Regions from separate parts of the Homo sapiens genome. Here region 1 is linked to region 2. Evidence: chromatin loops called from intact Hi-C (ENCODE). Cell type or tissue: endothelial cell of umbilical vein. All regions are shown on one strand.

Region 1 (8,000 bases), 160 kb before region 2:
ATATCTTTGTACATCCTGCTCCTCTTCTCCAAAAGATTGCTCATTTCCCACACTCTATTAGCCTCGTTCACACACATACTCTACTTCAGCACTTCTCATGTTTACGGTACTTTGTTCATACATCTGTCTCCCCGTCTCCAATTTGTTAGCTCATTGATGATAGAAAACAAATAAAATTTTATTTCTCTTTACCTAGGGCCAGGTGCATAGTGGTCATTCAATAAGAAAACAAGTTACTATAATGGTTAAGAAATCAGGCTCTGGGATCAGACTAGACATGTAAAACTCCAGGCTTTGCCCTTTCTAGTGGTATGAACTGGACCATTTAAAAAATTTCACTAAGCCTGTTTCCTCATCTATAAAATGGGGCAAGTTATAGAGTCTACCTTATAGAGTTGTTGGGAAAATACAATGAGAAAAAATAAAGCAGTTAGGAAATGCACAATGACTCTTAGATATTAATACATTCATGGAATTAAATGTAATTTCATAACCTCTGCCAAATCACCTATACTCTAGGATGCTATATCCTCAATAAAAAATAATAATATGAAGGGTATAAAAAACTTTTATTCTTATGCCATTATAAAAAAATTAAAATGTTATTAGCTAGAAGACAGGACCAGCTACTAAGTAGTTAATACATGTTTAAAATGCTTTCAGCCGGGCGCAGTGGCTCATGCCTGTAATCCCAGCACTTTGGGAGCCTGAGGCAGGGCAGATTCCTTGAGCCCAGGAGTTTGAGACTAGCCTGGGCAACATGGTGAAACCTCGTCTTTACAAAAGATGCAAAAAAATAGCCAGGCATGGTGGCGCACACCTGTAATCCCAACTACACAAGAGGCTGAGATGGGAGAATCTCTTGAGCCTGGGAAGTCAAGGCAGCAGTGAGCGAAGATCGTGCCACTGCACTCCAGCCTAGGCAACAACTCTGTCTCTCTCTCTCTCTCTCACACACACACACACACACACACACACACACTCTCTCTCTCTCTCTCTCTCTCTCTCTCTATATATATATATATATATATATATACATATGCGGTCTGTTTTAAATATTTTAATTAAGACAAATTATTTCCTTCACTTCAAATTTGCCTTAAAAAAGAAAGAAGAATATATTAAAATAAACCAATATAACAAAGGAAGTCCATTTTAAAGCTGTATGTTACATTTCTGTTTTCACCATGAAGGAATAACTGGCACCAGATTGATCTTCCCATCACAGAAAACTAGAATGTAGAAAAAATGTATTTGTAAAATGGCTTTCAAACATTTGGCAGCTGGCTGGGAAGGACTGTGGTCTTCAAGAAAAGAGAAACAAATGAAATGATTTCTCTGATCATCCTGGCTTTCTATCTTGCTATCTTGAAGGCTTTACTGAAAACCAGCACATAGCTCAGATACCCAGAAAGGGCATGACATTCTCCATAAGCTGGAGAGAAATGATGAGAGGGAAGGGAGGGAAAAGGAGAGGGAGGGAGGGAGAGAGGCAGGCAGGGAGGGAGGGAGAGAGGGAGAGAGAGAAAGAGAGAGAGAGAGAGAGTGAGAGAGAGAGAGAGAGAGAGAGAGAGAGAGAGAGAGATCGATCTCGGAACTCAGGAAAGCAAAAGCAGCTAGAATTTGTGGAGCTATGTACCTGAGAAAACTAGGAAAATACCTCCAGAAATCTTCATAAGAGTCTTCTTAAGCCTTTGGCTGAACTCTAACCTGCACGTGCATAGGGTGAGACTCTGAGATTGGATAAAAAACAAGCAGTTGGAAAAGAACAATTATTTCTGGAGCTTAACAAGTAGGAGTTATATCTGTTCTAACCAATCAGTGTAAAGGAAACTTGTTGATCACTAGGGCATTCAGTGGACATTCATGAAAGACTATGTTTCAGAGGAGGACTAAATTAAGCCTATACCCAACTCTACATAAAGTAATAATATAAAGCATGTGGAATAGTATTAAAAAATTCAAGGACCAAATATACAGAAAAATCTGCAGACTTAGAATAAGCAAAGATTTCTTAGCTAGGGCATAAAATGAATGAACAATGAAAGGAAAACAATATGTATCAATTAGACTTCATCAAAATGTAGAATTTCTGCTCTTGAAAAGACACTGTGAAGAAAATAAATGGCAATTTAGAGACTAGAATAATTTTCAATATATCAACAGAGAGGTGGAATACAGAGACTAGATAATCTTTAGAAGATTTGTATCCAGAATGCATATATTTATATATACATAGTCAAATATTACAAATGGCTCATTAAAAAATAGGTCAAAGATTTGAACAGATATTTCACAAAACAAGATAAAGGAATAGCCAATAAGCATATGTTCAATATCATTAGCTATCAGGAAAACACAAACCAACAGTGACACTTCACACATATATAATGGCTAAACTGAGAGTCCTGAGTGTTGGCAAGGGTATGGAGCCATCCAAACTCTACTATATTGCTAGTGGAAAAATGATAAAATCACTTTGGAAAGCAGTTTGACAAGTTCCTGTAAAGATGTACATCTATACATTTACCATGTGACTTGGTAATTTTAATCCTAGAGAAATAGAAACCTATGTCTACACAAAGAATTGTAATTCAATGTTTATAGCAGATTTAAACATAATAGTCAAAAGTCTGCAAACAGTCAAAATGTCCCACCTCAAGGGAATAGATGGCAAATTGTGGATATTCATGACATGGAATACTAGTCAGCAGGAAAAAAGGAACAAGCTACTGTTTTGTGCATGTATCTTGTACAGGAATGAATCTCAGAAATATGCTGAGCAAAAGAAGACAGAAGCAAAAGAGTACATACTATATGATTCTATTATATAACCTTAGAATAGGCAAAACTAATCTAAAGTTATGTAAATTAAACCTGATTGCTAAAGGTGGGAGACTGCAAACAGTCATAAAGAAACTATTTGCAGTGACAAAAATATTCTGTACCTTGATTTAGAAGGTGGTTATACAGATGTATACATTTGTCAAGTTGAACTAAACATTTAAAAGAGACACATGATTATGTGCAATATTGTAAGTTGTATTTGATTATCTATAAGCTATAGTTCAATAACATTAACATTTAAGTTTTCATGAAGAAAATCCTCTTGTGTGAATAAAGAAATAATCCTCTTGTATGAATAAAGGAAAAAATAATAAATAAGATTTTCTTAAATTTATCTTTTTTCTTTTTCTACAAAAAAGGCATTATATCATAGCTATTTAATACAAAGCTTTAGGAATGGAAAAGACCTGTGGTCAAAATCCTAGCATTGTACTTTACTAGATACAGACTTTTGGCCAAGTTACTTTACCTCCCTATACCTCTGCTTTCTCATCTGTAAAATGTGAATAATATTACCTCCTGGGAGAATTATTGTACAACTTCATTGAGACAATGCCTCCAAAGCATTTAGCACAATGCTTGCATATAAGTACTCATTACCTATAGCCATTATTATTTTAAATGCCATTATTAGTTATTTCATCATAGCATGATTTCAGGAGGAACTTATAAGTAAGCATATACGTCAAGTCTATTTATCAAGCCAAAGTAAATAATAAATAATGACTTGATCTTATAATGATATCAATAACTAAAGGCTTAAGCAACAGCTCGAACTTTTAATATCACTTGTTTGCCCCCACTGAAATTACAATCAATGAAAGAAGAATATGGATTTTGATTTCTGAACAAACAAGAATTACTCAGCAGCTCAGTATAACAAAACATAGAACTTCATCTCCAGCAGAGGATGTCCCTGTTGCTAACTAGAATTTTCACACCTTAATAGCTGCAGTGTCTAAAGCTCTTTTTTAGATCATTGTATTAATGTTGCTGGCTTAGATGTCAATTCAATACATGGCATGGAAAAACATTGTCCAACGCAGCGTTTCTTACCCATGGGAGTCTATAAAGCCCAGGGCTTTTCAGGAGTTCTGCTACTTACCTGAAACTGTAGGCAAAGCTGGGCAAATGTATTTATGAATGTATTTTGAGGATGTGGTTATAAGTCAGACATTTAAAAGAGTCTATGAACCAAGCAAAGATAACTTAAAGCATACTTGAGAGACAAACACATTAGTAGCCCTGAAGGTTCCCCAGAAAATATCCAGGAAAACGTCTGAACACCACTATTGTTTTCCTATTTTTAAAAATGGAATTTCATTTGCTATAGTAAAGTGTCTTGGAAATTCCCTTGATGTTGATGATACTAGATTAGTCCATGTGACTGAGTGATCATACGAAGGGTAGCCCCAGATTAAAAGCATTGCATAGAACAAGCTGATCGGAAAGGAATTCTATTTTTAGCCTCCAGCTTTGTCATATGTCTAATTTTCCCTGTGGTTACAGTGGCCCGTTGCCAGTGTCCTCTGAGGATGACTGGGCTGAGGAAAATAGGGATTCGCTTCCTACTGCTGACCACCAACAAAGGCAGGATATATTGGAAATCCTGGCATGAGATGCTATTCTTTATTATGAATATTATTACGTTATTTCATTATTTTTTAGGTGCTGAAGGGCACAGTCTATTTTTGAAACACAGAGGAAGAAAAACAGAAATCTCATATGCTACAAATTTGTAGACTTCAGAACCCAAACAGGACTAACATGCTTTCTCCTTCGCCTTGGAGGTGGAGGGGGTGCTTTGAAGGTTGTCCTGGCATGTTCTAGGCTCTGGACTCCTAGAAAGTTTAGTGACATAATGGGCACCTGTACCTTCATAGGGTTTATCTACCACCCTGTGAAAGTTGTCAGAAGGAGTCACTAATGTTAAGAAAATCCTGACAGATAGGGCCAGTGAAGGCCATGAAGAGAGGATTCTCACACTTGTATGCTTGATAACAACAACAACAAAAATGAGACAATCCACAACCTTCACAAAGACCACAATAACTTTACACAAAATATACTTCTGCCAGGACATCTGCCCAGCAACTGCCTCCCTAACCTCGACTGTCGTCACTCTTGTTATTGATCTTTGTTACAAAGGATAATTATTTCAAAACAATTAAGTAATACTCCTGAGTTTTTCCCTTTAAAAACCTTTGTCTTCCTTTACCTCCCTGAATATGCACATATTTACTATGGCATGCATATATTCCCATCGCAATATTTTATTCCCAAATAAGTGTTTTCTTTTAGAAAGCCTCTGTTTGTTTTTTAGGTTGGCAATCCTTTCAAGTGCATATATCTTACCAAGACTTCCAATAGATTTTCCATTTCCTGTTCATCCATTCCAATAATAACAGTATCACCCATATAGCTGACCAGTGTAATGTGCTGCAAAATACCAAGGTGACCCATATCCCTTCAGACTTTATTCTGATTATGGGAGGAAAATTAGTTTGGCCTTGGGACAAGACTATAAATATATACTGTTTTCTATCCCATGCAAATTTGATTCTGTACTGTTTCTGGTTGTCCTTCCTAAGAGTGATGGAAAAAAAAATGTATTAATTAAGTCAGTGGTCACATGCTATGTACCAGAAGCCATATCAATCTGCTCTAGCAAAGATACAGTATCTACCACCACTGCTGCCATCAAGAGGCTTCTAGTTGATGGAGTCTGTGATATCCTACTGTCGTTCAACAGAGTCTGTGCAGCATTGTAGCAGGCCCGAGAATGGTGGGTTAAACAGAGACATGATGGGGATCATCATTCTTGCAGCTTTTAGCTCTTTAAAGTTGGCATCAATTCTGTCATTCCCCCTGGAATTCAGCAGCATTATTTTTCATTTACCTCGAGTAACATTTACTGCTTTTGGTAGACAGATCTGAGTTTTTATACACACATAAATTTTTGTAACTATACTGTATGTAGGATACAGGATAATTCCAACACACCGAAGAATTCTCTTGTGCCGTCTCTTTCATTCCAATCCCCCACAACATGCACACATAGACACATAGACACATATCTAACCTCTAACCTCTGGCAATCACTGAGCTATTCTCTCTCTTGCCTTTTCCAGAATGCCATGTAAATGTAATCATACACAAGTAATTTTTTGAAACTGGATTTTTTCACTTAATAAAATGCATTTAAAATTAACCCAAATTGCATATAACAATGATTCATTCCTTTTTCATTGCTGAGTAGTATTCTATTGTGCAGATGCACCATAGTTTATCCGTTCATCTACTGAAGGACATTTAGATTGTTTCCAGTTTGGTAAAATTATACATTTTAGAGCTGTTTTAAACATTTATGTACTGATTTTTATGTGAATCTATTTTAAAATTTTCCTGGGTTAATGTATTTATCATCTATTGCTATGTAACAGATTATGCCAAAACTCAACAGCTTAAAACAATATGAATTTATTTCTCTTTATTTCTTTGATCAGGAGTCTGGGCATGGGATGGCTGTGTCTTCTACTTCAAATCTCTCACAGGATGCAATCAAGTTTTATCAACTGGCCTAGGGAAGGATTCAATTCTTAGGTCTTCCATGGTGGTTAGTAAGACTGTTCCATGTGGCTTTTGGATGGTCTGAACTCATTCAACATTGTCAGTGGGTAGGTTTTCTGACCTTCAGTTGCATATCCAATTGGCATGTCCACTTCTCTGAGCCTTTTGAACCCTTCCTCTACCATTTTCCATGGCAATCCTGGCATTGCTACTTCACTTAGTAGTGGCTATCACCTTTTACTTGTTTTCTTTTCTTTCTTTCTTTTTTTTGAAATGGAGTCTCACTCTATCACCCAAGCTTGAGTGCAATGGCGCCATCTCAGCTCACTGTAACCTCTGCCTCCCAGGTTCAAGTGATTCTCATGCCTCAGACTCCCCAGTAGCTGGGATTATAGGTGTGCACCACCACACGAGCTATTTTTTTGTGTGTGTATGTATTTTTAGTAGAGACAGGGTTTCACTGTGTTGGCTAGGCTGGCCTCAAACTCCTGACCTCAAGTGATCTGCCAGCCTCAGCCTCCTAAAGTGCTGGGATTACAGGCGTTAACCTGTAAAAGGAGGCCCGGCTTCCTTTTACTTGTTTCCAAAAGTCATTCTAGCAGCATATTAGTACCATCTCCCAAGGTTGCTACCAAGGTATAAAATCCTACACTACAGGAGGGATATCCTGTATCAACACACTCTACTTCATCCAACTTTACATATTATCCCCCTTGATCCACTACCCTCAAGATCCAGACCCAGATATACTACCCTGGCTAGGTCCTGCAACTCCTTCTGTCCATAGTCAGTGTCTTCCTTAACTAATTTATCACTTCCTCAGCTGGGCCAATGCCACATTGCATTTCAAATCTATTAGTCTATTGGCTAGCAGAAGAGGTGAGAGTATCATCTGAGATTAATCAAATGCAGATAAACCTCATCAGTAAAAAGTGGGCTACTTCTGCAGGGCCAGAATGTCCAAAGAGATTCAAGACACTCATGTGCATCAGCCCAGGTATAACCAACCCAACTTTCAGGGTCTCACTCTTTCCCAATAAAGGCCCTGACGATGGCATAATAGATCTGTTGGGATTAAGAACTTGACTTTCTCTGGAGCTTAGCTACTCTTGAAATTAAGTTCTATGTTATAATCACCTTTTTCTGTCCACTAGCTAGAGATGTGAAACTTTATATGTTGCTATGGAGACTGGCTTTCAAGCTTTACCTTATATTGATTATTCATCACAGGCTTTTTGTTATTTTCTAATAAATTGATAACCATCATAAATAAACATCCAATTCCACAGTATTTATAATTAATACCCTCCTCCAACTTCTAAAATGGATAAAACAGTGTTTCTCTAAGGACATTTTCTTTCACTGATTTCCCATCACAGTCAGCTTCCTGGGTCCACTTTCAGTGCAACTTCTAATACCAACTGTCATAGGTCAGGTTCACTAGGAAATAAACATTGAGATTCTGAGTTTTATGTGTAGCAAGTTCATTGGAGAATAAGGAAAGCAGGATTTGGGATAGAGAAGTGTTTAACTGTGAGGCAATGCAAGAGATGCCTCAACCAATCCAGTCGGGGGTTTTAGAA
Region 2 (8,000 bases):
ACTACTGCTAATTATTTTTAAGTGAGATAATGGCACTGTGGTTTTATATTTTTGAGACCTTGTCTTTTAGAGATGCAAGCAGAAATATTACGGATGACATAATATGATGTCTAGGATTGCTTTCAAAATAACATGGGAGGAGGGTATCAGTGCAGAGATAAAATGAATTTGGCCATGAATTGTTAGTTGTTGAAGCCGGGGGTTGAGTACTAGCCAGATCACAATAGTGGTCTGTTTTCTTTTGTATGTTTGGAATGTTCTATGATTAATATTTAAGCAAGGAAAAAGATCTTGAATGTGAAGTATTTAGACAGTACCTGTCACATAAGAAACAATTACTTAGGGCCGGGCGCAGTGGCTCACGCCTGTAATCCCAGCACTTTGGGAGGCCAAGGTGGGCGGATCACCAGGTCAGGAGATCGAGACCACCCTGGCTAACACGGTGAAACCCCATCTCTACTAAAAAAAAAAAAAAAAAAAAAAAAAAAAAATTAGCTGGGCATGGTGGTAGGCGCCTGTAGTCCCAGCTACTTGGGAGGCTGAGGCAGGAGAATGGCATGAACCCGGGAGGCGGAGCTTGCAGTGAGCTGAGATTGCGCCACTGCACTCCAGCCTGGGCGACAGAGCGAGACTCCATCTCAAAAAAAAAAAAAAGGGAATATTCATTTAGTTATTGGTAATTAACTATTAATATTATTTTATTACTTTATAGATGAGAGTTCATAAGGTTAGTTTTCCCAAAGATATTTATTTTAAGTAAGGTATATACATGTGTATAAAACATACAGCAATTCAGTAAGTAATACATATATATGTATACCACAATAAAGCATTATTATCAGTATCACCTCATGTTCCATATCATTGGGCTCTTCAGAGGTATGGGTTATTGAGTTCAAGACTAGCAACCCACTTCACAAAATGGCTTTTGTAAAAAGATATTTTAGAATTCATTTATTGAAACATCATAAATTTTAACAAACACTATAATGAAATGTAATTGACCAATTTTATTATCTCTTTATAAGGAGATAATTACTCTTTATAAACAGTAATTTACTGTAATTTTACTGTAGTAAATTATTTTGTAAAAAGTAATAAATCATGAGAAATTGACATGTTTTGTTGTTCAGTTGCATAACCACTTTCTCTATTTGTCTCACTCCAACTGAAAATAAACAAGGTCTACCCCATGCAAAGCCCTGATGTATTGTTGCTTGCTTATATGCCCAACTTCCCCTTTCTGTACCTGTTTTCCCATTGTCCTGCCTGATAATCTTTCTTACAAACTCAGTCATCCAACACCCTCCTGCAATCTTCAGTCCCTATGCTATCAAAAGAGATCTAAGTGGTTTTCACTGGTCAAATTGGATATACTTTGATTCACACTAAATCATACCAAAAATCCTGCTTTAATCTGGTATTTACATTTTAAAGATTTTGTTTCTTTGTTTTATAGAAGAATACACTAAAGCACTTCTCTACTTTTATTAAGGGGAGATTTGGTGATCAGAAAAGATCTATTCAGGCCTGGCACCCTCTGTCCCAGGTGGTGGAGACAAAGCTCATCTCTAAGTCAACATAGGTAATAAAAATAATTTCAGGAAGGTGGCAATGGAGATGACATTCTAGGCAAAGCGAAAGGCAGACATAAGCACACAGCTGCAGGTGATATGCAAGTGCATAACTTGTTTGGGGAGAACGTTGTAAAGGATTTGGTGGTTGGGGGATTTATGCTTTAAGCTATAGGTCAGCAAACTGGAGCCAGAGGCCCAAATCCAGCCTGCCACCTGTTTGGGAACCATAAGCTAAGAATGGTTTTTACAGTCTTTAATGGTTGGAAAAAACATAAGAATAGTATCTAGTAAGATGTGAGAATTATATGAAATCCAAATTTCAGTGTCTATAAATAAATTTTCTTTGAGCACAGTTTACCTGTATTCTATGGCTGTTTTGTGCATGACAGCAGAGCTGAGTAATTGAAATAGAGACGACGTGGCCCGCAAGCCCTAAAATATTTTCTATCTTGCCCTTTACAGAAAAAGTTTGATGATCCCTGCTTTAATTAAGAGGGAACCAACAGAGGATTATAATGCAGAAAACCATGATCATGTTTATGTTTTAGGATAGGTAAAATAATATAAAGAGTTGAAATTCTGAATGCGTATATTACCAAATTGGCCTTTAGAAAGTTATACCAATTTGGGCTAGGTGTGGTGGCTCATGCCTGTAATCCCAGCACTTTGGAAGGCTGAGAGGGTCGGATCACCTGAGGTCAGGAGTTCAAGACCAGCCTGACCAACATGGTGAAACCCCATTTCTACTAAAAATACAAAAATTAACTGGGTGTGGTGGCATGTGCCTGTAATCCTAGCTATTCCTGAGGCTGAGGTAGGAGAATCGCTTGAGCCTGGGAGGCGGGGGTTGCAGTGAGCTGTGATCACACCACTGCACTCCAGTCTGGGTGACAGAGCAAGACTCTGTCTCAAGAAAAAAAAAGAAAGAAGGAAGGAAGGAAGGAAGGAAAGAAAGAAAAAGGAAGGAAGGAAGGAAAGAAAGAAAGAAAACAAAAAGAAAGTTACACCAATTTCCAAGGCAACAAGAAGTTTAGAAGAATGCCTGCTTCATTAATTGGGCACTTGATTTCAATGGGTATCATTATTGAATATATTCTTCCTGTTTACGCTATTTACTTTAATGGGCCCAAAAATAATGCTGTCATATTACTTTCATTAGAATTACTTGCTTGTCAGAGTGAACATTTTTTCAAATGTTTAATAGTAATTCCACATTTCCTGCATGTCTGTACTCTATTTCCAACAAACTTTTAAATTGATGTGTAAGAACTCTCTATGTGATGTTTAACCTTCAGCCTCAAGTCTGAGCAAATAGGTCAACCAATGTCTCCTGGAAGGGAAGGTCTCAGTAGGATGTCCTAGTGTGATGTCCCCTTGTGGGATATCAATTTGGTGAGCTCATGCTCTCAATAACACTGATACAAAATTGCCATCTGGAGAGTTAGACTAAAAGAAATAATGCACATATTCATCTCTTTGACTTATTTTCCTTTGATTTTGTATATTAAGAGACTAGTTTGTTCTTGTTTCTGGTTTTGCTGTTTGTTCATTTGCCTGTTTGTTTTTCCTTTGAACACAAAATTTGTTTCAAAAAATTCCAAGGCAATAGAATCAGCACCTTCTTAATGTATCTTATCTGCCACTAACCATCTGTCTGGGCCAACTTGGATGCCTTGAACAAGCTCAATGGCTTACTCATCAGGAACACATTTTCCTGCTAGGACACTGATAAGCCATCAGCAGTACAACTGATCTTAACTTCCCCAGACTAATTCCAAGGAAATTTACCCACATTGACTACTTGCAGAAAGCCATTTAACTACTCAAAGACAGTGAAATTGGCATAGAAACACTTTGCAGGAAATAAACGTAAACCTAAAAAACCATCCAGTCACAGTTAAAGACTTGGCTCTGTATAACTCCAAACCTGAAGTTCCTATTTTCCGACCTCTGGGTTTTCTTTTCTGCCAAAGGACTAAGAAGAATAAGTGATAGAACGAGAGACAGAGACAGAGAGAGAGAGAGGTATTTTCTTTCAATAATTATCAATAAAAATCATGAATAGAGTTATGAAAATTGTATGTTTACTAAAGAAACTGCAATGTGACATCTCACTTCAGACTCCTAATCTTCAGTCCCTTTATTCCAAATATTCAAATTTCATTAGAAAATAACAATTCCAAAATCTAAAATTCTTTAATTAACATGTACTTAAAATTACTAAATAATAGGAAATTTGAAGATAGACTTTGCTGCATTAAATTTTCTCAGCTTTTGTACTCTGTCATGTTGCATAATTTGAATTTTAAACTTTCTATGGAAAAGCTAATAATCTATTGAGATAAAAACTCATCTAAGTTTTGCAGCCAAGGACATTGAGGTAAGCACATTCTATTCTGTAGAAGAGAAATAAAACTTTACAATATTCACTAGAAGGAATACAGTGAAAAACTAGCTGCATGAAACTAATTCCCCCAACCCAGAAAGAAGTATGGACAGTTGAGGCTTAATTGCGGCAGTCATGAAGAAAAAAGGTCAAGTCAAATTTACAATGGTAACAATTTTTAAGGGAACTCTGAAAGTTCATTGATTGTATTAGAAGAGTATTGCTTATGTGGCCCTCATTGTCCAGGGTGGAAATCAAAAGCTCAGTTTACTAGGGGTCTCCACGTTGACACCATGTAGGCTCTCTTCTCTACCCATTCCCACCCTGTAACTATACACAAGTGTTTCTAGGCTTCCAACGTAGCCAGGTTTCATGGTGCGATGAAAGTATCATTCCAAATTCACAGTTATTCAGGAATAGTGAGAAGCCCCAAATCTCCCGGTTCATTGCCCCAGACAAAAGCATTGGCTTCCTCCTCGGTCCCAGGAAACTATACTGCTTGGGCAATTGGAGGGTGTAGATATACTGCATTTGGATCTCAATCATTGTGCTCAGTGGTTGCTCTCCCCATTCAGAGTTCCCAGGGCACTCAGTGGTGGCGTGACCCAACATCACTTTCTCAGACCATCTGTAGAGGCAGCACCTGCTAATTCCCTGCTGAGATTTCTATTGGCAAGGCTTGCTCAAAGCACTTGTTCAAAGCTCTGGGAAATTGCATAATATTGTGTTAACTTTCTGACTGCACTTTCTGCTCCTGTCTGTGGTTCTTTAAGGTAAGGTACATTTTCATTCATCTTCTGTTGAGTGAAAGTCATACAAAATTCGAATTTCCTTACGCATTCATTCAACTTCTGTTGAGTGAAATTCATACAGAATTTGAGTTTCCTTAATGGCCCTCACAGACAGCAGCAATATATAGTTTATCAGTCACCTCTCCTGGGATAGAATGCTGTATTATAGTCCCTTGCTGTTGGAAGGGTAGTCTGAGGACCAGTAGCATTGGCATCACCTGGGGGTTGAATAGAAATGCAGAATCTCGTCCCCCACCTCAGCCCCATTAAATCAGAATCTGTATTTTATCAAGAACTCAATGTGATTCATATGCACCTTAATGTTTAAGAAGCATGGCATGCTGGTGGGGCTGTGGAGAAATAAGAACACTTTTACACTCTTGTTGGGAATGTAAATTAGTTCAACCATTGTGGAAGACAGTGTGGCGATTCCTGAAAGACCTAGAACCAGAAATACCATTTGACCCAGCAATCCCATTACTGGGTATATACCCCAAAAAATGTAAATCATTCTATTATAAAGATACATGCACAGCTATGTTCACTGCAGCACTATTCACAACAGCAAAGACATGGAATCAATCCAAATGCCCATCAATGATAAACTAGATAAAGAAAATGTGGTATGTATATGCCATGGAATACTATGCAGTCATAAAAAGGAACAAGATCATGTCCTTTGCAGGAACATGGATGGAGCTGGAAGCCGTTATCCTCAGCAAACTAACAGAAACAGAAAACCAAACACCACATGTTCTCATTTATAAGAGGGAGCTGAACAATGAGAACATGTGGACACAGGGAGGGGAACAACACATACTGGGGCCTGTTGCGGGGAGGTAGGAGGAGGGAGAGCATCAGGAAAAATAGCTAATGCACGCTGGGCTTAATACCTAGGTGATGGGTTGATAGGTACAACAAACCACCATGACACACATTTACCTATATAACAAACCTGCACATCCTGCACATGTACCCCAGAAATTAAAATAAAATAAAATGAAGTGTGGCAAAAAGAAATGTTTACTTCAGTGCATCCCACTTACATATGAAACAAAGGAGCATACATCCAAAACTCCTTTTGGAAATAGCCCTTACTTTTATCCAGTAAATTTCCAAGGGAAATGCACAAAAAACATTCTAATATGTGTGGGTTATACCTAAGTGAAGAATCCCTTGAGGTTAATCAATGGTTTTCTGTGCAAAAATGGAAATCAATGGCATTTGATATGAGCTGATTTAACTTGCAAATGATACGGCATATTTATGCAAATAATGGCAAGTAGGCCCCTAGTCGTCTCTACCAAAACCCACACTTTATGTCACACCTGATTTTTGTCTCATACTCATGGAACTGTTCATGATGACACTTTCATGAAACTGTTCCTAGTGAGAGGAAGAAAACCTGAAAATAATTTTTAATATTATTTGTGAGTTACCTATAATAGTTCTTCAATAAATGCCAGAAATTTTCCAAATTTGCCTCTTACCTCAATATTCCTCACTGGTATTAACTATGATAAGAATAACTCAACATATAAATCACCCGGTTTCATCTCCACTCAGCATCTTTAGTAAAAGGGCCTAAAAGGCTGAATGTTTAACAAGCACCAGCATGATTCTTAGCAACAAGGAATTCTGAAAAACTTGGCAAGTTGTTCCACACTCGAGAGGGTATCAGATTCACCAGTATGCACTCTGTTAAAAAGATCAGGTTTCTGGATCCCAGCCTGAGGTCCTGATTCAGTAGGTTGATGGAGGAGCACAGGATCTGCATTTTAAACAAATAGCCGAGGTGATGCTCAACGAACTATTCCAAAAACCACCCCCTGAAGGGCATTGCATAGGGGTATTACCCTACTGCAAATTTGTCCCCATCCTGTTGTCTGGGACCAAAGCCACTCTCAAGTCATAGTCTACTGGATCATATTTCCCATGGTTATGGTTCAGACCTTTACAGCCCAATTTAACACAAAATGTGTTCTTGCCTCAATGACGTTACTAACTAGTTCCCTGTAATTTTCCTATCAACAACTAAACTCCCTACCAGTCCGTTAGATCCTTAGTAGTTAAGGTTCCCGTCCTCAAAGCCCAAATTACCCCTGATAAGGTCATGGAAAAATTCTTCCGGCTCTGTCCAATGCCAGCTTCTTGAGCAGAACTTTGCTGTCTACCTGCTGCCTGCAATTGGGGATCCTTGTTCATTGTTGTGATCTTTTCTTTGCTTAATTGATCAGAGGTTTTCATATTTATTTTTAGCCACAAAACTTTTCCAAGAAAAATCTTACATGGAACTCCAGTAAATTATCAACCAAGCAAAACTGCTCTGAGATCGTGGGAGAAAGGAAAGTGCAGGCAGAATCTAAGTAGGCATTCTTCCCCCTCCCCAGTGCACACATGCATGCACACAGTCACATCCTCATTCACCCATTTACACACACACAACTATTTGCTCACATTTATGCACACTTGCATTTGCACACTCCTGTTCACACTTACACATACACAATCACATGTACATCCTCATTTATACAAATACACTCATATGCACACACCTTATTTGCTCACATTTACACGCACACATACACACACGACCCTGAGGCAGTTCTGCAGAACCTTGTGGATCTATGGAACACAGTCTGAAAATCTCTACTCTGGGTCACGGATTCAATTTTTTCGCCATTGTCTTATTGGACTGCCTTCCCAGACTTGAATTCCTGACTTTAAATCTACCTTCAAAAGATAAAATGTCTCTTCTTGAAAAACAACTAATGAAATTAGCTCCCGTGTTTACACTTCCAGTTCCATCTTACTCTATGGATTGGGTAAAAGTTCCCATCCAAACAATTCCTATTCAGGCCTACTCAACCATTTATCAAGCTTGGGCTGTTATATGCTCATAAATATTTTCTGGAAAAATAAATTAACAAATTAAAGTTAGAAATCATCATGTGCAACTGAAATACCTAAGTATTTAATGCTTTGGTACTATTATAAATTTTATTTTTTAAATTTAAATTTATATTTTTTCAATGCTAATATATTGAAATATGTTGATTTTTGCACATTGACTTTGTATCCTGCAATCTTGCCAGGCTCATTATGACTTTTAGTACCCTTTTGAAGATTCTTTAGACTTCTCTACACAGGCAATCATGTTGTCTGCAAATATAAACATGGCTAGTTCTTCCTTTCCAAGCTACATGCTTTTTATTTATTTTGCTTACATAATTGCACTGGCAAGGA

What was found. A loop is a pair of places that touch in the nucleus more often than their neighbours do. Peaks named below come from ENCODE experiments on the same cell type or tissue, not always from the same donor. Only the 100,000 strongest peaks of a DNase experiment are listed, where the experiment ranks them.
Region 1: it touches region 2 in a loop (5-fold over the local background); 1 of 110 quality-filtered maps calls a loop at or near these places.

The regions. Positions count from the first base shown.
Region 1 is chr17:69,824,608-69,832,607 of GRCh38, reverse strand. The region is part of intron 3 of LINC01483 (long intergenic non-protein coding RNA 1483); the gene reads right to left. Among named protein-coding and RNA genes, the nearest start is that of LINC01497, 130 kb to the left of the region's middle. In endothelial cell of umbilical vein, no CTCF peak of the experiment used is centred here; a DNase peak (open chromatin) is centred at 4,347; H3K27ac peaks cover 1,555 bases.
Region 2 is chr17:69,668,376-69,676,375 of GRCh38, reverse strand. The region is part of intron 3 of LINC01483 (long intergenic non-protein coding RNA 1483); the gene reads right to left. Among named protein-coding and RNA genes, the nearest start is that of LINC01483, 78 kb to the right of the region's middle. In endothelial cell of umbilical vein, no CTCF peak of the experiment used is centred here; a DNase peak (open chromatin) is centred at 3,255; H3K27ac peaks cover 1,529 bases.